2 separate regions of the Homo sapiens genome follow, and region 1 is linked to region 2. A link is an interaction called in ENCODE POLR2A ChIA-PET data of the cell type or tissue named here. Cell type or tissue: OCI-LY7. All regions are shown on one strand. Links, peaks and the distances in the headings refer to the core of each region. The heading gives the core; the rest is flanking DNA.

The links. ChIA-PET counts read pairs that join two places held together with the same protein. Peaks named below come from ENCODE experiments on the same cell type or tissue, not always from the same donor. Only the 100,000 strongest peaks of a DNase experiment are listed, where the experiment ranks them.
Region 1: POLR2A ChIA-PET joins it to region 2 with 9 read pairs; 3 of 35 experiments call an interaction of 5 or more read pairs at or near these places.

Annotation. Positions count from the first base shown.
Region 1 is chr3:63,923,889-63,934,107 of GRCh38, reverse strand. All of the region lies in intron 4 of ATXN7 (ataxin 7), which reads right to left. Among named protein-coding and RNA genes, the nearest start is that of ATXN7, 65 kb to the right of the region's middle. In OCI-LY7, for the core only: no CTCF peak of the experiment used is centred there; a DNase peak (open chromatin) is centred at 6,257; H3K4me3 peaks cover 1,319 bases; H3K27ac peaks cover 2,317 bases.
Region 2 is chr3:63,801,258-63,811,476 of GRCh38, reverse strand. It overlaps the pseudogene CDHR18P and a transcript of C3orf49 not described here. Among named protein-coding and RNA genes, the nearest start is that of C3orf49, 13 kb to the left of the region's middle. In OCI-LY7, for the core only: no CTCF peak of the experiment used is centred there; no DNase peak of the experiment used is centred there.

The sequences.
Region 1 (10,219 bases), core at 4,913-7,412, 120 kb before region 2:
TCAGCAATTAGCTGCAAAGGAGTTAGGCCAATTGATGATTCTAAAAACAATGATGAACATAAGTAGCTTTTTAAGTACAACATTTGTGATTCAACCAACTACGCAATTTCCAATCACCACTGTTTTGGAAAACCCAGGGTCATATCTTAAAATAAATAACCATACTGGCTAATTTAGGAAAAAAAAAAACAACAGAAAAGAGAAAATCAACTAGCCACTCCCTCCAATAGGTAACGACAGTTATGAAGCATCAACTTGACTACCCATTCAGCAGGAACCACTGCGCACCCCTTTATTGCCCATTAAATGTTATATAACAAACTACTTTGCACAGGTTTATTTCAATACCCAGTAGAGAATACCACTTAATTGAGAGGGATACAAGGGACATTACCACAGTCACAGGGAAATTTTACTTCCCTTTTTTGCAAAAGAAAAGTAGCTGAAACTATAGTCACTTAACATTTTGTTTCCTGTTCAACCCCAAAATCTTGTTACAAGATATATAGTTCACTCATCACAGACTTTCTTGAGGGAGGCAAAAACAGTTTTTGCTTTTGAGACTGTGGAGGCCAGGGCTTGCAGAGTACATGAAGAAAGTCAACAACAAGGTGGCAAAAACTGTACCTCAGATTTTGTGTGGATTAAAAAAGCTAATGTCCTAGGTACTTTCAGATGCTGGATGAAGAACATTATTATAACCAGGAAGCCTACAATTAATTCTTCCTTTAACAACAACATTGACTACTTTGAAGGTCAGACTGCATTTTAAAATCACAGGGCTCTAAGTTTCTACAGGACAGAAAACTATAATTTCAACAGCCCAAAACTTGAAGAAAGGGAGACACAGGAAAAAAAGGTAGAGCCTGCCAGTTCCTTAGGGAGAGACTCAGAGAGAAAGGAAACATGTCCCTAGCCATAAAACATACTTCTCTGTCATCTAGATAGACCTCTGACACCTGAAACTAGTAGAGCCTTTTTGGAGGGCACTTTGACATTACCTCTTTAGATACACTCTTAAGTTGTCTGAGTTTACTTACAAAACAAGCAAACAAAAGCATCACTACTGCAAATAAACTTGTAAAAATAACTGTAGGACTGTCGGTAAAAGCAGCAACACTGCCAAGAGTCTGTATGTCCATCCATAAAGGTCAAGTTTAAACAAGAATAGCACACCCATAATACCAAAAACTAGGTGGTAGTTGAATAAAATTAGACAGATCTATCTGTGATGACATGTAACAATCTCCCTATGGCTGAACACAAAAAGCAAGGAGCAGACATAAAACTGGACCAGAGGCCTGGGGAAGCTGCCTGGAAGAACTACTGCCTAAGCCCCGATCTAAGAGATGAGAAGTAATTTTCTCTTTCTTGGGGAAAGGGGTCACGGGAAAGGAGCAGAGGGAAATTGTCTGGGAAAAAGGAAAGTGTACCTACACAGGGACAGCACATAACCTGTGAAAAAGCCAAGGAGTTTAGAGGCTGTGGTGGCCTTAGGCAAATACAACACTGTCCACCAGCCACATTAAGTAGTTTTACCTTTACCCTAAGGGCAATGGCAATCAATGAAGTCATTTAAAAACAAGACCCTATTATATGAGAGTATTAGAAAGATCACCCTGGCTGCCACCTCAAGTCCTAAAGTCTGTCTCCCATTTGCCCTTAATTTACAAATAACTTCAGTTCCAAAACCTCAGGTAGGACTGAAATTTTTTTGTCTATCTGAAATGATGCATGCCTATGTGGTATTACTATGACAAAAAAAGGTTCATCTTCTCAGCCTGGCCTACTTCTGACTCTTAACTTTTAATGCAGCCAAAATACTGTATGTTTCTGTAATTAATATTGCAGAAAACACAGCAGTGAATGCACTAAGCAAAACAAAACATTTAGAAACCAAATTAAAAAATTTTTTAATTACCTTGAATATGGGAACCTGCACAAACACCTGCTTTAAGTACAAGTAAAATAATAATGGAAATTTGTGATGATCTTATAAAAAAACACTTTGGATATTCATTGGTGGTGCTAAACACTATTGAGTCATGAGGGCTTTTGAAAATCTGTTGGAAGGTATATTTTCTCTCCCTACAAAACTGTACTCAGGTAAATATGGCCAATATTTTGCACATATACATGAAGTGATGCAAGGACCTCCCATTGCTCAAATAACCCCAGTTTGAGAATCCCTGATTTCAAAGCCCACACCCTCGTCCTTCCTGTGTCTACTTCCAAACTTCAGGCTTCTCTTTCCTTTGACACAGTTTTATTATCGTTAAAACTTACATCTGCCACCCATGTCACCTAAATGACAAGGGAGACACTAAAAGAGAGCAGCATTTAATGTAAACTCTTTTCCTAAAGTAAAAGTTTCAGGGGCAGTGGGGCAATTTAAAGAGGGTATGGGTGGAGACAAAGGAGATCACCTAATACAGAATAAATACAGTCAAGGGTATTTGAAAAAATAAAAAAATAGATGGCAATAATGTTCCTTTTCTCTGAAGAGAAGACAAAAAGGCCATAAGGAAAAGAGAACACTGGATCAGACCTGTAGCGGCCTCATTAGCCAGGGGCCTTCAGTTTGCTCTCTGTAGCAAGAGAAAGTCCCGAAGTGTCCTCTATGGCCTCCAGGGGCTCTCCCTGAGCCCCTGACAACCTAGTCAAGGCCAGACACACTATAAGCATAGATTCCACACATGGGTATTCACAGCTATTGCCTACAAAACCTTTATCAGAGTTATAATACAACTTGGGGTAATTAAGCTTCATGCTTTCTCCTCTACTTTTTTTTGGGGGGGCGGGTGTTTACAAGTTAGTAACAGCAAGAAGATCAGCACTAGAAACAATAAATCAGCAAACTTCTGCTGTAGGCTGGATGTGGTGGCTCACGCCTATAATCCCAGCACTTTGGGACACCGAGGCAGGAGGAATGCTTGAGCCCAGGAGTTCAAGATCAGCCTGGGCAACACAGTGAGACCTTCTCTCAAACAAACAAACAAACAAACAAAACTTCTACTGTATATACCATTAACTCCAGCGTTAAGGGTCCACCTCTTCTAGATCCTTGTGTCTCACCTTTTCTTAGCAGTTCTTTGAAACAGCATCATTCTACTCTCCCAAGCCACATACGGCAATCAACAGCCATATTTAACAAAATCAATGCGCAAGTTCTTATTGTATCTTCACAGAAGTAGCCACCTGTCTAGTGTCCTAAAACTTGGTGCAAAAATTCTTAAGCAGTACAGATACATTCGAATCCATTAAAAATTTTGTAAACTTGCCGGGTGCGGTGGCTCATGCCTGTAATCCCAGCACTTTGAGAGGCCAAGGCGGGCGGATCATGAGGTCAGGAGATTGAGACCATCCTGGCTAACACGGAGAAACCCCGTCTCTAATAAAAATACAAAAAAAATTAGCCGGGCGTGGTCGTGGGCGCCTGTAGTCCCAGCTACTCAGGGGGCTAAGGCAGAATGGGGTGAACCCGGGAGGCGGAGCTTGCAGTGAGCCAAGATTGCGCCACTGCACTCCAGCCTGGGCAACAGAGCGAGACTCCATCTTCAAAAAAAAAAAAAAAATTGTAAACTCTGGGATTTGAAAAAGATCAAGTGGCTATTCTTCCACTCTGGACTTCTCTCTTCATTTGACAGTGCCCAGATATAGACAGAATCATGGCCAAGGCCTTCCAGGGAAAGCTGTGGAGGGGCTACACACAAAGGGATCCTATTACAGGATATCTTCATCAGGCAAATAAGAATTTGAGTAATGAGGCCAAACCAATAGCTTGCAAGGTATATTCCCTACTCACTCTCTAGTTACCTTTTCACAAAACTGACAGCACTTAAAATTTCCTGGGGATTTGGGAATAAAAATAAAAACTTATCTTTTAAAATGCAAGGAAAATCTGTCTCTGAACAGGGGCTGGTAAATTTTACCAAATCAAGCATTAAAGCCTGACCTCTCAAAGTCCTCGGCACTATTTCAGAACCATTAAAATATATATTAAGACCCATTTTTCATGTTAAAAAAATTATGTCCTATTTAGTCATAACCATTTCAAAACCCTAGATTCCTGCCAAAGACTACTGGGCAGGTAATTCCCAGTTCCTGTGGATGGATCGGGGAGCCTCTCAGTCATCTCTCCACTACTTGTCAGTCAGCTCACTGGCAATATACAGTGTGAACCACTGTGTGATGAGCCAAGGACAGGGTTCTGGGACAGGCTCTGCGGTCAGAGAGAGCAAGCTGGCCTGGTCTTTGAGCAAACTCCCATCGGCCTTGTGCCCGCCCTGACACACACAGGTAAGGCCACAGTAATGTAACATGACCAAGTCTAAAGAAAATATCTGATGAAAAGTTCTGTCCTTTGTTGTTGTTTGAACTTATTTCCTTTCTGGGTAGCATTACCACCCGGGCAAGCAGAGATGGGGAAAAAAGAATGAGAGGTCAGATCAATCTACTTAGTTACTTAATATCAACCAGAGCCTTGCTTAATGGGTACGAGTAAAAATTAACAATTCTAATTCTCAAAAGAAAGGCAGGCCGGGCGCAGTGGCTCACGCCTGTAATCCCAGCACTTTGGGAAGCAGAGGCAGGCGCATCACGAGGTCAGGAGATCGAGACCATCGTGGCCAACATGGTGAAACCCGGTCTCTACTAAAAATACAAAAATTAGCTGGGCATGGTGGCGCATGCCTGTAATCCCAGCTACCTGGGAGGCTGAGACAGGAGAATAGCTTGAAACAGGGAGTCGGAGGTTGCAGTGAGCCGAGATGGCGCCACTGCACTCCAGCCTGGCAACAGAGCGAGACTCCATCTCAAACAAAAAAAAAAAAAAAAAAGAGAGAGAGAGAGAGAAAGCTTCCTAGATAATCTTTGGATTACAATGATTTCCATGCATTATTCTAAAATGTTGTAATAGTTGTGTTTATCTTCTCAGATGTAGACATTGTCCTAAGTGGGTAATAAATACGCCATTTCCCTTTTATGTTTAATTTCTGAATTGTTTTCACCTGTCTCAACTAACCATTAGGATTTGCTTTCTCAGAGTTAACCATTTCTCCACCATGCATTCTACAAACTATATACCCTACAGAGTTTAGATGAACCCTTATGTGGACTAATATGCACACTCAAGCCTCGCAAAGGTTTTAGGCCCAAGGTCCTGACATAATCCATTTCCCCCTCTCCACCAGAACTTCACTACTGCTGCTATTATCTAAAACATTAACCAAGCAAATTCCCTGATTTTAAACTGCTCTCTGGAGTGCGCCTGATGCTTTACTCATTTACCAATAAATAAAAGCCTATTCCTGTTGTCCCCACAAATGTCAGCTCAACATGCAGAAATAAGCCACTGCTGAATTGATAAATCAGGGAACCATCTGGCCATGGGGTGAGCCAGACCAGGAATCGCAGCTTTGCCACTCATAAGCAGTGAGATTTGGGACAGTGTAACTTTCCTGAGCCTCAGTTTCCTCTTTAAAACGGGGATAATATAAATACCTGTTTCAGACTACTGCTGTAAGGATTGAGGCAGTCCATGTAAAGCTCTTTACTCAGTGCGTGACACACACAGTAAGTGCTCAAAGAATGAGAGCTACTATTATTACTACCACTACTTTCTACCAGGTATTGTCTAAGATGCTTAATTTTTTAAGTTATCAATTACTTTTCAAAAATACCTTGGCACTCAAAAAAAAAAATGGGTATGCAACCACATAGCTATAAGGATTTGTCACATGTTCATAATTCTTGATTGCCATCTATCTAAATCCTATATATAAGTAGCTGTTTTTTTGTTTGTTTTTGAGAAAGGGTCTCGCTCTGTCACCCAGGCTGGAATGCAGTGGCATGAAGACAGCTCAATGCAGCCTCAACCTCCTGGGCTCAAGTGATTCTCCCAGATCAGCCTCCCAAAATGCTAGGATTACAGGCGTGAGCCACTGCGCTCAGCCTTCAGTAGCTATTTTTACTTCAGAATTACTAGTGAAGAAAAAAAGAGGATCTTTGTGAAATTTCTACAAAGACTACCCAGCACTGATGAATAAAAAAATTAATTGTTGTATTTGTTACCCTAGCGTAACTACAACCACAATGAGAATATGATTCATGAATAGATTATAAACTCACACAACACAGATTATTTTCAGCAACAGCCACCAGCTTTTAAGAAAACATCTACCAAACAACAACATCTTTTGAAGAAATAGCCATCGCAGCTGCCAGTTAACAATGAAAAGCTCACCAGACATGGGGCTAAGATAAGAGGAACAGAAAGTGTAGCATTTAAAATCTACAGCAGACACCGAGTCTGTCTCCAGTACAGTAGTTCATCAGAGTGGAAAGAAAAAGGCCTAGAAACAGAAATAAAGGGAAGGGAGAAAATAAATATCCTATTCAGAGGCTGGAAAAAAGCACAGAGTTTATCTTGGGAAAGAAAACCCTGGTGATGTAACAGAGGGATTCAAGCACACCGTCATTTATTTGTATATACCAGCTATTCCAAAACCATTTCTCTCTTCACGGCTTATTGTTACTCAATCAAAAAAGAATACCAGGACACTGGAACCAAAGACGAACCACACTCTATCACCAACAGGGGAGTGTTATGCCGTGAATGTTATCTCCCTCCTTCAACAAGAATTATTATTAGTGGGTGGTCTATACTGTTTTCCCCCTCCGGGCCAATTGTGCAAATTAGCCAAGACCTATGTAAACACTTCTCATGATAATTCCTTCTACCTGGCATTTATACCCCAAATCTAACAATAACAGCACCTTTCAGCAAGAGTGATGGCTTGGTTTATGTTGACACCAGACAGCAATGGATATCTTTTGATAATGGCTATAAAGCAATATAGAGAGTGATGTGGAAAATTCAAAAAGGTGACTCCTACCAGAAATACATTTGACCCAGCAGTCCCATTACTAGGTATATACCCAAAGTATTATAAATCATTCTACTATAAAGGCACACGTACACGTATGTTTACTGTAACACTATTTACAATAGCAACACTTGGAACCAACCCAAATGCCCATGAATGATAGACTGCATAAAGAAAATGCGGCACATACACACCATGGAATACTATGCAGCCATAAAAAGAATGAGTTCACGTCCTTTGCAGGGACATGGATGAAGGTGGAAGCCATCAGTCTTAGCCAACTAACACAGGAACAGAAAACCAAACACCGCATGTTCTCACCCATAAGTAGGAGTTGAACAATGAGAACACATGGACACAGGGAGGGGAACATGACACACTGGAGCCTGTTGGGCATTGGGGGGCAAGGGGAGGGAGAGCATTAGGACAAATTAAAAAAAACGGTGACACTTAACCTAAGTCTAGCAGGTTTAGAAGAAACCATCAGGGAAGAGGTGTGGGGCAGCAGGAGAAGCAGTAGCCCGTCAGTGGGAAGAGCATATGCAAGAACTGAGGAGTGGGAAAAAGCCCAAGTGGAGCCTGTAGGCAACAGTAAAGGATTTGGATTTTCAGTGGGCTACAAGGCCCTGTGTGATCTGCCTGCCCAACTCACTCATAACCCTTCAGCACCTGACCTTTTTCCACAGCATTCTCTCCACACTGGCCTCTCCAGCCACTCCGCCCCCTGCTGTTCTTCAAAACACCAGGTCTTCTCCAACCAGAGACTTCAGATTTGCTGTTCCTTCTGTGTGAAAGCTTATCCACAATATGCACGACTGAAGCTCTCACATCCTACAAGTCACGACTCAGAAAATCCCTTCTCACCCCATTTAAAATTGTATTTCCCATACTTCATCTTTTTCCAAAACACCCCTTACCACCTGCCATATACTTTTCTTTAACTCGTTGTTGTTGCCTGTCTCCTCCACTAAAATAAACCTTTAGAGGGCAGTTCTTTGCTGTTGTTTTCCTGAAAATACCTAGCACAAAGTAGATGCTCAATAAATATGTGTTGTATGAACGAACAAAGGCAAGCAAATAGAAACCATTAAAGGGTTTTACCGGGGAGAAACAATTCATTTTGATTCATTTGATTGTATAAGTACATTTTAAAATTCCACTTCCTCCATTTATCATTACCTAGAAACTTGGGGATTTCACATTAGGGAGGTGGCTACATGCCCAACTGGCCCTTAACTTTAGCTACCACCAATTCATTTCTACAATGCTACCATAGTGATCTTTCAAACATATCTACTCCCATCTCCTGTCCTCCACTACCTACCTGCCAAGGCTGCAACAAGTTCCAGGCTCCCACACACTGATGCCCCAGCCTCACAAGCTGCTTCCACACCAGACTGGCTAACTCTCCAACTCTCCCCATTCGCCTCTTCCAGGAAGCCTTCCTTTCCTGATCTCTACTTCTTCACCCCAGTGCTCTGACAGGATTCCACCTCAAGTTGCTGAGATTTCTGATTTTCTGGGCACACACTCCCACTATCCAGGCCTTGCTAGGGAGTTTACATTTTCTTCTAAGGGTGCTGGGAAGCCTCTGAAGCAGCAGTCCCCAATCTTTATGACACCAGAGACCAGTTTCGTGGAAGACAATTTTTCCACTGACCAGGGTTGGGGGGGTCAGGGGAACCTCAGATCATCAGGCATTAGATTCTCATAATGAGCACGCAACCTAGATCCCAGGCATGGACAGTTCACAACAGAGTTTGTGCTCCTATGAGAATCTAATGCCATTGATCTGACAGGACGTGGAGCTCAGGCAGTAATGCTCAGTCCCCCACCCCCACTTACCTCCTGCTGTGTGGCCTGTTTCCTAACAGGCCATAGGCGGGTACTGATCCACAGCCGAGAAGTTGGGGATCCCTACTACAAAGGATGCATAAATGTCTGTTGTTACTTGGCTGTATCCCTGTATCCTTGACTGGATACTTAAAAAGGAAGACAAAACTCTTCCTCTTACTGTGAACAGATGATCTCCCAACTTCCCTCTTCCTTCACAGAAATGACGAGAATGAACTAACCATCTTATTCCACAATTCTACATCCCTACCTGCAACTGAATCCATATGCTTTTCCTCTCATGAGAATGTGATAAAGTCTCTGATTCCATCCAAAACCAGCCTGTCCATGTGGACTCTGAGTTGCATCTCCTTTTTCCAACTCAAGGTACTATACTTGTGATTATCAATTCTTTTCACATGTGACCAATTATCCCTTACTCTTGGATCATTCCCAGTGGCAGACAAACATTCCCTAATACTATCCAAATAAAATAAAACAAACCTCCTCATCATTCCCTTAGATCCTTTACCCCATGTCTTCATCCTGCTACTGCCTCATTTCTCCAATCCCCTTTCAAAGTGAAACCCTTTAAAAAGCTGTCCATACTTGCCCTCTCCACTTCTTCAGCTCAGGCTATCACTTCCCCATACAATGAGGGTTCTGCCTCCCCAACTCTCCAGATTAAGGTCATTAATGACCTTCATACTGTCAAAGCCAGAGATCGATTCTCTGGCCTGACTTTACTTCACAGCAGCATATAACAGAGACCATCACTCCTCACTTAAAGCATGTTCTTCTCTCTTCCCAGATTCACCACCATCACACTCATCTGGTTTCCTTACTGCCTCACTGAAGAGTCCTCCTCGCCCACCCACCACCTCACTGTGGAGGGACCCAAGGCTCAGCCCTTGGCCCTAATGGATTCTTTATTGACACTCCTATATTAGGAAACAAACCTAGGTCCCACGACTTTCCATGTCCTCTGTATGTTGAGGATACAGACTGACCCAGTCTCCACCCCAGACTGCTCCACCATGCTCCAGATTGTGTATTCAACTGCTGACACCACAGCCGCACATGAATGCCCACTAAGTACGTCAAAAGCAGTGTGGCCAAAATCAGAGCTGCTGACCCTAAGTCTCCCACATTCGCCAGCATTCCTCAGTTCATTAAGTGGTACCATTCAGTTGCTCAAGCCCCAAATCCCAATTCTTATATTTCTCCCTCATCCACATCCAATTTTTCATCAAATCATGTAAACTCCACCTCCAAACGTATCCTGAACAGGATAACCTCTCTGCATTACCACTGCCATTAGCAAAGTCCAAGCCACTATTACCTCTAACCTGGTCAGCCAGTCCCTCCACATATTAGCCAGTGATCTTAACATGAATTAGATCATTCCCTTGCTGAAGCTACCCCTAACCACCAACTATCCCCCCAACTTTCATTACACTTAAATCCAAATTCCTTTCCTTGGCCTCTACAGTCTAACC
Region 2 (10,219 bases), core at 4,970-7,469:
ACACCATTCTCCTTCCTCAGCCTCCGGAGTAGCTGGGATTACAGGCCTCCGCCCCCATGCTCGGCTAGTTTTTTGTATTTTTAATATAGATGGGGTTTCACTGTGTTAGCCAGGATGGTCTTGATCTCCTGACCTCGTGATCCGCTCGCCTCGGCCTCCCAAAGTGCTGGGATTACAGGTGCGAGGCACCTCGCCTGGCCGTGCCTGGCTCTATTTTTATTATTTTTAGTTATTGACTTAATTTCAGAAAGTGAAGAGTTTTTTATTTAACTATTTTAACAGGAAATGCATAATAAAATGCCAGCCCTGCTTACTTAAATAACAGTTTGGACCGAATATGGTGTCTCACACCTGCAATCTCAGCACTTTGGGAGGCTAAGGCAGGCGGATCACTTGAGGTCAGAAGTTTGAGACCAGCCTGGGCAACATGGCAAAATCTCATCTCTACTGAAAATACAAAATTACTCAGGTGTGGTGGTGTGCACATTTGTAATTCCAGCTACTCGGAAGGCTGAGGCACAAGAATTTCTTGAACCCTGTAGGTGGAGGTTGCAGTGAGCTGAGATCGCACCACTGCACTCCAGCCTGGGTGAGAGAGTGAGACTCTGTCTCAAACAAAACAAAACCAGTTTGGTGGATGGGTTGATATTCTCGGAAAATTATGATCCCCTTTTCTAGAGATTATCGTATGTTAAGGGATTGAGATTGTTTTTCAGAATATACCTTTAGTGGAAAACCAAATTATTCCCAAGTTTCTCAGCTCATGCAAATATATTGAAGAAAAACCTAAAATCAATTCACTCTTTAATGCAATGGCAACAAGACACCATCGAATACAGATATAAGCCGTCATTGACATGGCCCAACCTGTGGAATTGAATAGAGAATCCGAACCAACAAAATGACATGTAGTAGCAAGTTTTCAAGTGCATTCCGTGTCACGAAATAATAAGGTCTTGACCCATAGGTCAATAGGCTTGATATACTTCAGTTAGCAAAAAAGGATCATTTTATGTATTCATTTATTCACCTGATCATTCCACAAATCTCTATTAAGTGCCTACTATGGACAGACACTGTTCTTAGTACTGAGCATACAGCGAGGAACAGATGAAAGTTCCCAATTTCATGACACTTGTATTTTAAGTGGGAGGGGGATAGGGAGGAGGCAAAAAAATGAACAAATAATATGTGAAATTTTAAGAGATAGGAAGTGTCTGCAGGGGTGGGAAATTTTTTTATTTGGCCTGAGAAGACCTCTCTGCTATAGTGACATTATATTAGGTTGGCACAAACGTAATTGCGGTTTTTGCCATGACTTTTTTTTTTTTGAGATGGTGTCTTGCTCTGTCGCCCAGGTTGGATTGCAGTGGTGTGATCTCGGCTCACTGCAACCTCCATATCCTGGGTTCAAATGATTCTCCTGCCTCAGCCTTCCCAGTAACTGGGATTACAGGCACCACCATGCCCCGGCTAATTTTTTGTATTTTTAGTAGAGATGAGATTTCACTATGTTAGCCAGGCTCGTCTTGAACTACTGACCTCAAGTGATCCACCTGACTCAGCCTCCCAAAGTGCTGGTATTACAGGCATGAGCCACTGCACCCGGCCTGCCATTACTTTTAATGGCAAAAACCGCAATTATGTTTACTCCAACCTAATAGCAGAGACCTACAGGAAATGAGTAAATGAGTCATGGAGAGATCCAGGGAAGATGCACCTTGGACGAGGAGAATGATCAGAGCAAAGTCTCTGTGGCACAGACTGCTTGATGTGTGCAAAGAACAGACAGGCCTGTGTGGCTGGAACAGAGGGAGGGAGAGCAAGAGTGGTAGAAGATGAGGCCAGATAGATAACGAAGGGCCTAACATGTGGGATCTGGAGGCAGTTGTGGGAGTTTGGCCTTTTGCTCTGTGTGAGACGAGAAGCTCTTAGAGGATTTTGAGAAAAGGAGTGATGCTACCCAATTTCAGGTTTAGCACATTGGCCATTCACTATGGGCAGCTCACTCACGTAAGATGTGCTTACTGATATTTTCTTACATAATCAAAATAACCTCTGTGTTAATTTTCTTTTCATGCTGCAACAGATTATCCCAAACTTGATGATGCCTTAAAACAGCATAAATTTGTCTTACAGTTCTGTAGTTAAAAGTTCTGACATGGGTCTCACTGGGAAGAACTCAAAGTGTTGGCAAGGCTATGCTACCTTCTGGAGGCTGGAGGGGTGAATCTGTTTCCTTGCCTGTTTCAGGAAAGTCAATGAGCAAAAATAAAAAATATCTAGTTAACAAATTTTATGGTTCAGAAATTTTCAGACTATTGCTTAAACAGAAAGGTTTTATATATCCTAAAGCCCACCTTTGGAAGTAGAAGATAATTTTTTGATTCAGGAAAGAGGATGGTGAAAATATACATGATTGGAGAGAGGCTTGCAGCCACCTTCATGAAATAGATTCATGAGGTTTTGGAGAGGAAAGTCTCCTTTGATGGAGACCAAAAGAAAAAAAAAAGCACATTAATTTTCCAGTACTTCAGTGCCAGAGGACACCACAGGTACCGACGGAATTGGGATTGTGTGCACTGAAATGGTAAGAGTGAAAGGGATGTGGGTGGGGCACTGACAGTGTCTGCCTCACTGTTGTTTCCTGGATACATCACATTTTCTCCTGGGCTGAGTGTACCTGGGCAGGGAGTGAAGGGGTAGGTATGAGGCCCTATTCATCCTTGTGAATTTCTTAAGTTATACCTAATACCTAGGGACCAACCTTACCATTCAATAAAAGCTTGACCAACTAAATTGGAAGAGAAGTTTTAATTCGGGAATGAAGAGGCAATAGGACCTGAATTCAGGGCACTTTAAAAAAATTATTTGCTTTTTCCAAAGATGTTCTGAGAGTCTAGCCTTAGTTACCTTTGCTAAAACCTTCACTGTAAAGAAAAAGCTCAGCTGAAATTAAGGGAAGCAGAGAACAAATAAAAGAGAGAGAAAGAAGAAAACAGAGAAAAATACAAAGTAAGCCAGCACAGTAGGACATATAATGACTTTTTGTTTCCAAATGCATTGTGACTTCGAGCATTGAGTAATTTCCTGACACCACAGGGTTAGACAGAAGTTGTATGAAATAACATCATTTAGGGAACTATTTTTACCCAGCTTTCATACATCCTGTCTAATAAAACATAATGAATTTATGTAAAAAGAAACTCTACATTTTCTATGAGAATGAATGACAAATCATAGTGACCAATAATCTGTATCACTTATCTCTTAAATAACAATGAGGAGCTTCCTAACTGGTCCAGCCAGAGGCTTCTAATTGAGTGACAGTTGTCTTCTAGCCTCAGAGAAGATGAGTTGCTTGTCCAAGTTGTCATTTGTCCAGTGAGACTCAGAATTAGGATCTGAGCCAAAATCTGCTTGATCGGAAAGTTCGTTCATTATGTCGTTCTCCTCCTTCCTCCCCAGAGCTATTGTTCAGTTGCGTGAGAACTTTCTCAAATTTTGACATTCTGAAAACTTTCACTTTTTCTTTTTTTCTTTTCTTTTCTTTCCCTTTATTTATTTATTTATTTATTTCTCTTTCTTTCTTTCTTTCTTTTTTTTTTTTTTTTTTTTTGAGATGAAGTTTCACTCTTGTTGCCCAGGCTGGAATGCAATGGGGCGAGCTGGGCTCACTGCAACCTCTGCCTCCCGGGTTCAAGTGATTCTCCTGTCTCAACCTCTCGAGTAGCTGGGATTATAGGCGCCCACCACCACGCCCGACTAATTTTTGTATTCTCAGTAGAGACAGGGTTTCACCATGCTGGCCAGGCTGTCCTCGAACTCCCAGACCTCAGGTGATCCACTGGTCTCGACCTTGCAAAGTGCTGGGATTACAGGTATGAGCCACTTGCCCAGCCAACTTTTGCTTTTTCTCATTTTTACCCAAGAGAAGTTCATCCTGAATCATGAAAGCATCTCAGTCATTTGAAAACATGAGATTTGGTTCCAGCAAGTCAAATTTTGGGTTCAAATCCCAACTCTGCCACTGATTAGCTGTATAACATAAAACCACTTGGTGTTTCTGTGTCTCAGCATTCTCATGTGGAAAATGGAAGAGAGAATAATCATACCCCTCACCCCAGGGTTGTTGTGAGGATTAAATGAAAAAAATATGAGTGAAAGACTGTCCTACAAATGATCATTAATATTATTTATTATTCATTCAAAAAATATGTATGAGGGCCCGGGTGCAGTGGCTCACGCCTGTAATCCCAACACTTTGGGAGGCCGAGGCAGGTGGATCACGAGGTTAGGAGATTGAGACCATCCTGGCTAACACGGTGAAACCCCGTCTCTACTAAAAATACAAAAAATTAGCCGGGCGTGGTGGTGGGCGCCTGTAGTCCCAGCTACTCGGGTGGCTGAGGCAGGAGAATGACGTGAACCCAGGAGATGGAGCTTGCAGTGAGCCAAGATCATGCCACTGTACTCCAACCTGGGCCACAGAGCGAGACTCCGTCTAAAAAAAAGAAAAAAAAAATGAGGTATTCTTATTCAGTTATCAAATAAACACATTTTTTGCAGTTAGAGTTTATGGTTCCCCGAGGAGTCACCCAAACTAAAGGCAATTATAATACAATGTGTCAAATGTCATGATGGGGTAACATGCAAACACTGAGAAGGAATACTGAAGCAGAGTCAGGCAGGCCAGGAAAGACTTTCTGAAGAAAGTGATGTCTAAGGGCCAACTGAAGAATGGGTAGAATGTTAGGAAGTTAAAAATGCTGTAGAAAAAATATATATAATTGTTTAGAGGTGGACTAGAGAAGTGGAAAGAAGTTCGGGATAATTGCAACGAGCATATGAAAAGGGACGTATGGAAAGATGAGGCCAGAGACACGAGCAGGGATCAGATATGGCAAGGCAGAAGACCTTTCTAAACTTCAGTATTTATCTGAATTAACTGATCATATCTGATTTCCTTAATACTGTTCTCTTACTGAAATGGCCAGTGCCATATTCTTTATGTTTTGTTGCACATTGCAAAACATTATTATATCACATTGCCTTAGTTCAGATTCTCTTGAAAGCCAACACTAAGGGAAGGGTTCCAGTGCAAGTACTGTAATTAACTTGGGAGCTGATCCCAGGAAACACCCAGAGTGGGGTAAGGAAGCCAGACAATGAATGGTAGGCAATGGATAAAGGGTGTGTTAACAAGCGTGTTAGCGCCAGGGGCAACCAGAGCTCGATTTCATTGGGGTACTCAGGAATCCAGTGTGGAAGCACACCTCAGTGTTATTTATCCACACTAAAGGTGAGGAAGCTGAGGTATTTGATCACCATATCCCTCTTGGCCATTGCTTGAGGACAGCTTCCAGGGGACTTCACTCTCTGGCACTCTGGCTTATCCTTTGTGCAGGAGAAGCTGCTCTCCAGGCAGAGTTGTAGAAGTAGTATTCCACTTGTAGAGGTGAGTATGGAGGAAATGGGGGCGGGGCACTGCGCAGCTGCTACACATATTTTTTAAAGTATAAAAAAACAAAACCAAAACAAATGAAAAAAGACCAGCCCTTGCTGGGAGACAGTTCTCCGTGGGTCTCTTGCACTTCTGTGCATCTTGTGAGCAGAGGCACTGGTTGCCTTTGTTCTGGACAATTTTTTTTAAGCATGTTTAAGTAGTAATAGAGATACTATTTCCCTCTGAAGCAGAGGATGGTTTGTTTAGCATCCAGTGTAATAAAGGTATTTTCTCCCTCCAGGTCAAAGGTCAGGCAGGCTTACTGCTCGTTTTATAAGATGTGGGTTTGTAAGTTAAGGGTTTCTCAACTGTGATACAAATGCAGACCCAAAGCATGCAGAGCATCTATTTAGGGCATTTGTTTTTGCCCCCGTGGGGCCTGAGGAACAAAGAGAAAGGATGTGAACATGAAGCTTATGCTGGTTGCTGAGCTATGAGTAATAAAGTCCTTTGTCTCTGACCCAGAAGTCTTGTGTCTTCTGCCAGCCTCTGTGAAACTGCAGTATGGTAACTTGTAGGGTAAGTTCTGAAATCTTTCTCAGCTCCTGATGACCCTACCAAGCCAACTCAACTGATCTTTAAGACATTTAATTTAAAAAATAACTTCTAATTAATAAAAAAAGTAATAAAAAGAAGTATTTATTGCACTTTTCCTTTGTGGTTTTAAAATACAAAATTGGTTAGGAAGCCTTGTAGAAATCCTCATTAAAAAGCCAACTTTTGTGTTTCCTCTAAGATGTTCTAGCTTTTCCAAATTTTGTAATTGAGAATGCCAGCCCTCTTCTGGAAAATGCCTCTGAATATACACAGATTGCCAAAGTCACTGTGTCTGTCTCACCTCATGCTTCTCTGGTTGGAGATCCTGTTATTATTAATGCAAATCCTGCAGTCCATCCATTTGTGCTGTCTCATAGATCCATACATCTTTGGGAAGTAAGTATGTTGGCAAACAGTATTATCACTTGATACCACAAGGTCTTTAAAATGAAATATCATTCTGTTTTTTCTTACCTTCTACTGTATGTTATTAATTTGGTGACCACTCTTTGGAATCCTATTATATGTCAAACACTCTAAAAATCCTTAGGGACATCAAGATCCATTTATTTCACAAGTAATTATTGAGAATCTACTGAGACACAGGGAATTCCTTGCCCTCATGGAATTGACTTGTTCATAGGGAGACATACTGATCAAGTGAATATACCCAAAAGTATTAGGTTAGTGCAAATGTAATTGCAGTTTTTGCCATTACTTTCAATGGCAATTACATTTGCACCAATCTAACATAAAATTGTAAATGCAGTAACAGCCAAGAAAGGCAGACTCACAGGTCTGTGGGAGTCCCTAAAGGGGACATTTTAACTAGTCAGGCTTCCCTGAGGAAGAGCTACATGAAAAGCAATCTGCAGAATGCATAGGAATTGAATAGATAAAGAAGAAGAGAAGAACATTCCAGGCAGAGGGAGCAGCATGTGCGAAGTCCCTGTAGCAAGAAGGAGCATGGTAAAAAGAGAAGACTGAAGGATCAATGTGACAGGAGCCAAAGAGAAAGCACGTGGGAGATTATACTGCAAAGGAGATGGGGAAGGCAGAGCCTGCAGTGTCTGTGAGCCATGTTAGGAAGCTTTGTTTACCTAGATGGCTATATCATACCCAGCTAGATAAAATATAGCTAATTTTTCCCTCTGGATCAAAGTTTAGGCAGGCTGATTGTTCACTATAAGAAAGGGGTCCCCAACCCCCAGGCCACAAACCAGTATCAGCCCATGGCCTGTTAGGAACTGGGCCACACAACAGAAGGTGGGTGGCAAGCAAGCAAGCGAAGCTTCATCTGTATTTACAGCTGTTCCCCATCACTCTCATTATCTCCTGAGCTCCGCCTCCTGTCAGATCAGTGGCGGCATTAGATTCTCATAGGAGCGTGAACCCTATTGTGAACTGCTCATTCAAGGGATCTAGGTTGCGTTCTCCTTATGAGAACCTAATGCCTGATGATCTGTCACTGTCTCCCATCACCCCCAGATGGGGCCATCTAGTTGCAGGAAAACAAGTTTAGGACTCCCGCTGATTCTACATTATGGTGAGTTGTATAATAATTGTATTATATATTACAATGTAATAATAATAGAAATAAAGTGCACAGTAAATATAATGATCTTGAATTATCACGAAACCATTCCCACTCAACCCTGGTCTGTGGAAATTGTCTTCCATGAAACCAGTCCCTGGTGCCAAAAAGGTTGGGGACTGCTGTTATAAGAGATCCAGATTCCCTAAGGTCAGAGTTTCTTAGACCTTGATACAAACCCACTGCATGCACAGCATTCAGCCGGGCTCCTCTACATGGTCCCCATGGCACGTGAGAGCAAGGGGACCAATGTGAACATGAAGCTTATGCTGCTTGCTGTGCCGGAGTAATAAAGTCCTTGAGAGCAGCATGTTGTTTAGCTGATCTAGCCTGGTTTGGCTTCAGTCTGCAGGTTGAGTTCAGGTCTGTCTCTTGTCCTTCCCATTCTCCTTGGGACACTGGCTAGCAGAGGGACATTCTTCTCTGGGCAAAAGGAGGAGAGCAAGAGGATTTCTCAACCCCACATGTACATTTCAAGACCCACATCTGCGCATATCATTGGCTAAAACAAGTGTCACATATCCAAGCCATGGGCTGAAGAAATATACTCTGTTTTTATTAGGAGGAATTGCCAAGGCACACGGCAAAAGACATGAATATAGAAAATATTAAGAATTGGGGATATTAAATCCACCTCCCACACTTAAGAAACCACTAAGGAGTTGTGCAGGAAAGAGACATGATTTGCTTACAGCTTAATTTGCTATTGTAAAGAGAACAGATTTAAAAGGGGCAGGAGAGGTCTGTTATGAGGCTTTTGAATATCCTTGCCAAACCTTGGTATTGTCAGACTTAAATTTGCTTCCAGCTTCAGTTTGGTGTAAAATGTTTTCTCCTGCTTGTTCTTAATTAGATTTTTGTTTTAAGTCTAAATAGCAGCAGAATGATGGCAAAGAGTGTTCAGTAGTTTTGCTTAGTGTGTGTGTCTGTGTGTGTGTGTCTGTGTATGTGTGTGTGTTTCTGTGTGTGAAGGTAGTGAGCACAGCTGCTCTAAGCACTGATTTGGGGGTCTGATAAACCTAGTTTTCAACCACAGCTCCTTCAGTCAGTAGAAACATGACCTTGGGTAATTTATTGGACTTTCTGCACTTTAATTATTATTTTCAGGGATTAGCAAGAAGATTCTAAAAGATAATGTATGGAAAGTGCTGTCTTACTGCTTTGTCCATAGCAAGCAGTCAACACACAATAGCTGTTACTGTAATAAATATACTTATACTTCAATATTTAGCATTATTATAGCCAGATTACAGGTAATAAAAAAACTAAGAAAGATGTGGCCACATAATCATAACTGTATTAAAGACAAGCTTTAGAAGTAGTTCAATTATGCAGCAGTTTCATAACAAGCAAGTACACCTGCAGATAAAGGCTAAACGAAATGAGTTAATAACTGTTTCTACAACATTGCAGTACAAGGATGGAAATACTGTTCTATTTGGGGTTTGGCATATCCCAGCATATCATTATCCTTTTCTGAACTTCTTTCCTTGCAGCATATATGCTTGTTTGTTTTGCAAAAGACTGATTGAGCTTAGTTAGGAAGGGCGATTGGTCAGGCAGTCAAACAAAAACCAACAACCACCAAATGAACACCAAGCTAGTCTCTGCAGAAACAATAGCAAAGCTTGAAGTGAACTGATTATATAGATAAATCAACGGAAATGAGACAAGGTACACTCCAGTTATGTAATCTTCAAATTGCGACCTGTCATTGAGCAACATAAGTGGGGTTGCATAGGCAGGTTGGGAAAATGAACCCAAGTTACCCTTTCTGTGTTCACCCTGCCTATTCCCTGGATGGAAGTAATCTGCCAGATGGAGACTTAAACCATCTTCCTGTTTTCTCCCAGTGTAAAGAATAGGCATTTGCATTGATTCAATAAATATGTGTTGAAAACGAATGGGAAGCCTGATACCATGTAAGATGCTAGGGAGCAAAATGGACACACTTGCTGTCCCTGGGGGCTCCCAGGACAGAGGGAAACATACCTGAAGGGCCAGCTTGAGCCCAGGGTTGTATTTCTTGGTTAAGGGAGCTCCTTGAAGTGGATATGTCTACATAGATGCTCTTCCCTGTGCCCCTTGTACTCTCAAAACATCATGGCTATAATAGTGATAAAAATGACAGTAACAATAGAAATGATAAATGGCTGACGCTGGGCACTAACTATGTACCAGGCACTGTCCTAACAGCTTTAACTGTACTACTTTATTTAATGCTCACAACACTAGAGGTAAGTTCTACTCTTATTTCTATTACGTAGACAACAGAAAGGTGAAGTAACTTTCTCAGTGTTGAGAATTATTCATTTATTTGTTTGATGATTGTGTACTAAAAATTATCTTATTTGTGTGATTATTTAATTAATGATGTGTCTATATCATTAAGCTAGAAGCTTCACCAAGGACAGGGACCATGCCTCTTTTGCTTCTTCTTGCTCTGTTTTTTTTTATTTTTGTCTATTTATTTTTTCACCGTGTATGTATCTCTTTCACTTTCTCTCTTTCTCATCTCTGTCTCTTTCTATGTAGTCAAATATTTAATGCCTACATGTTCTCTACTATAAAAAAAAATTTGA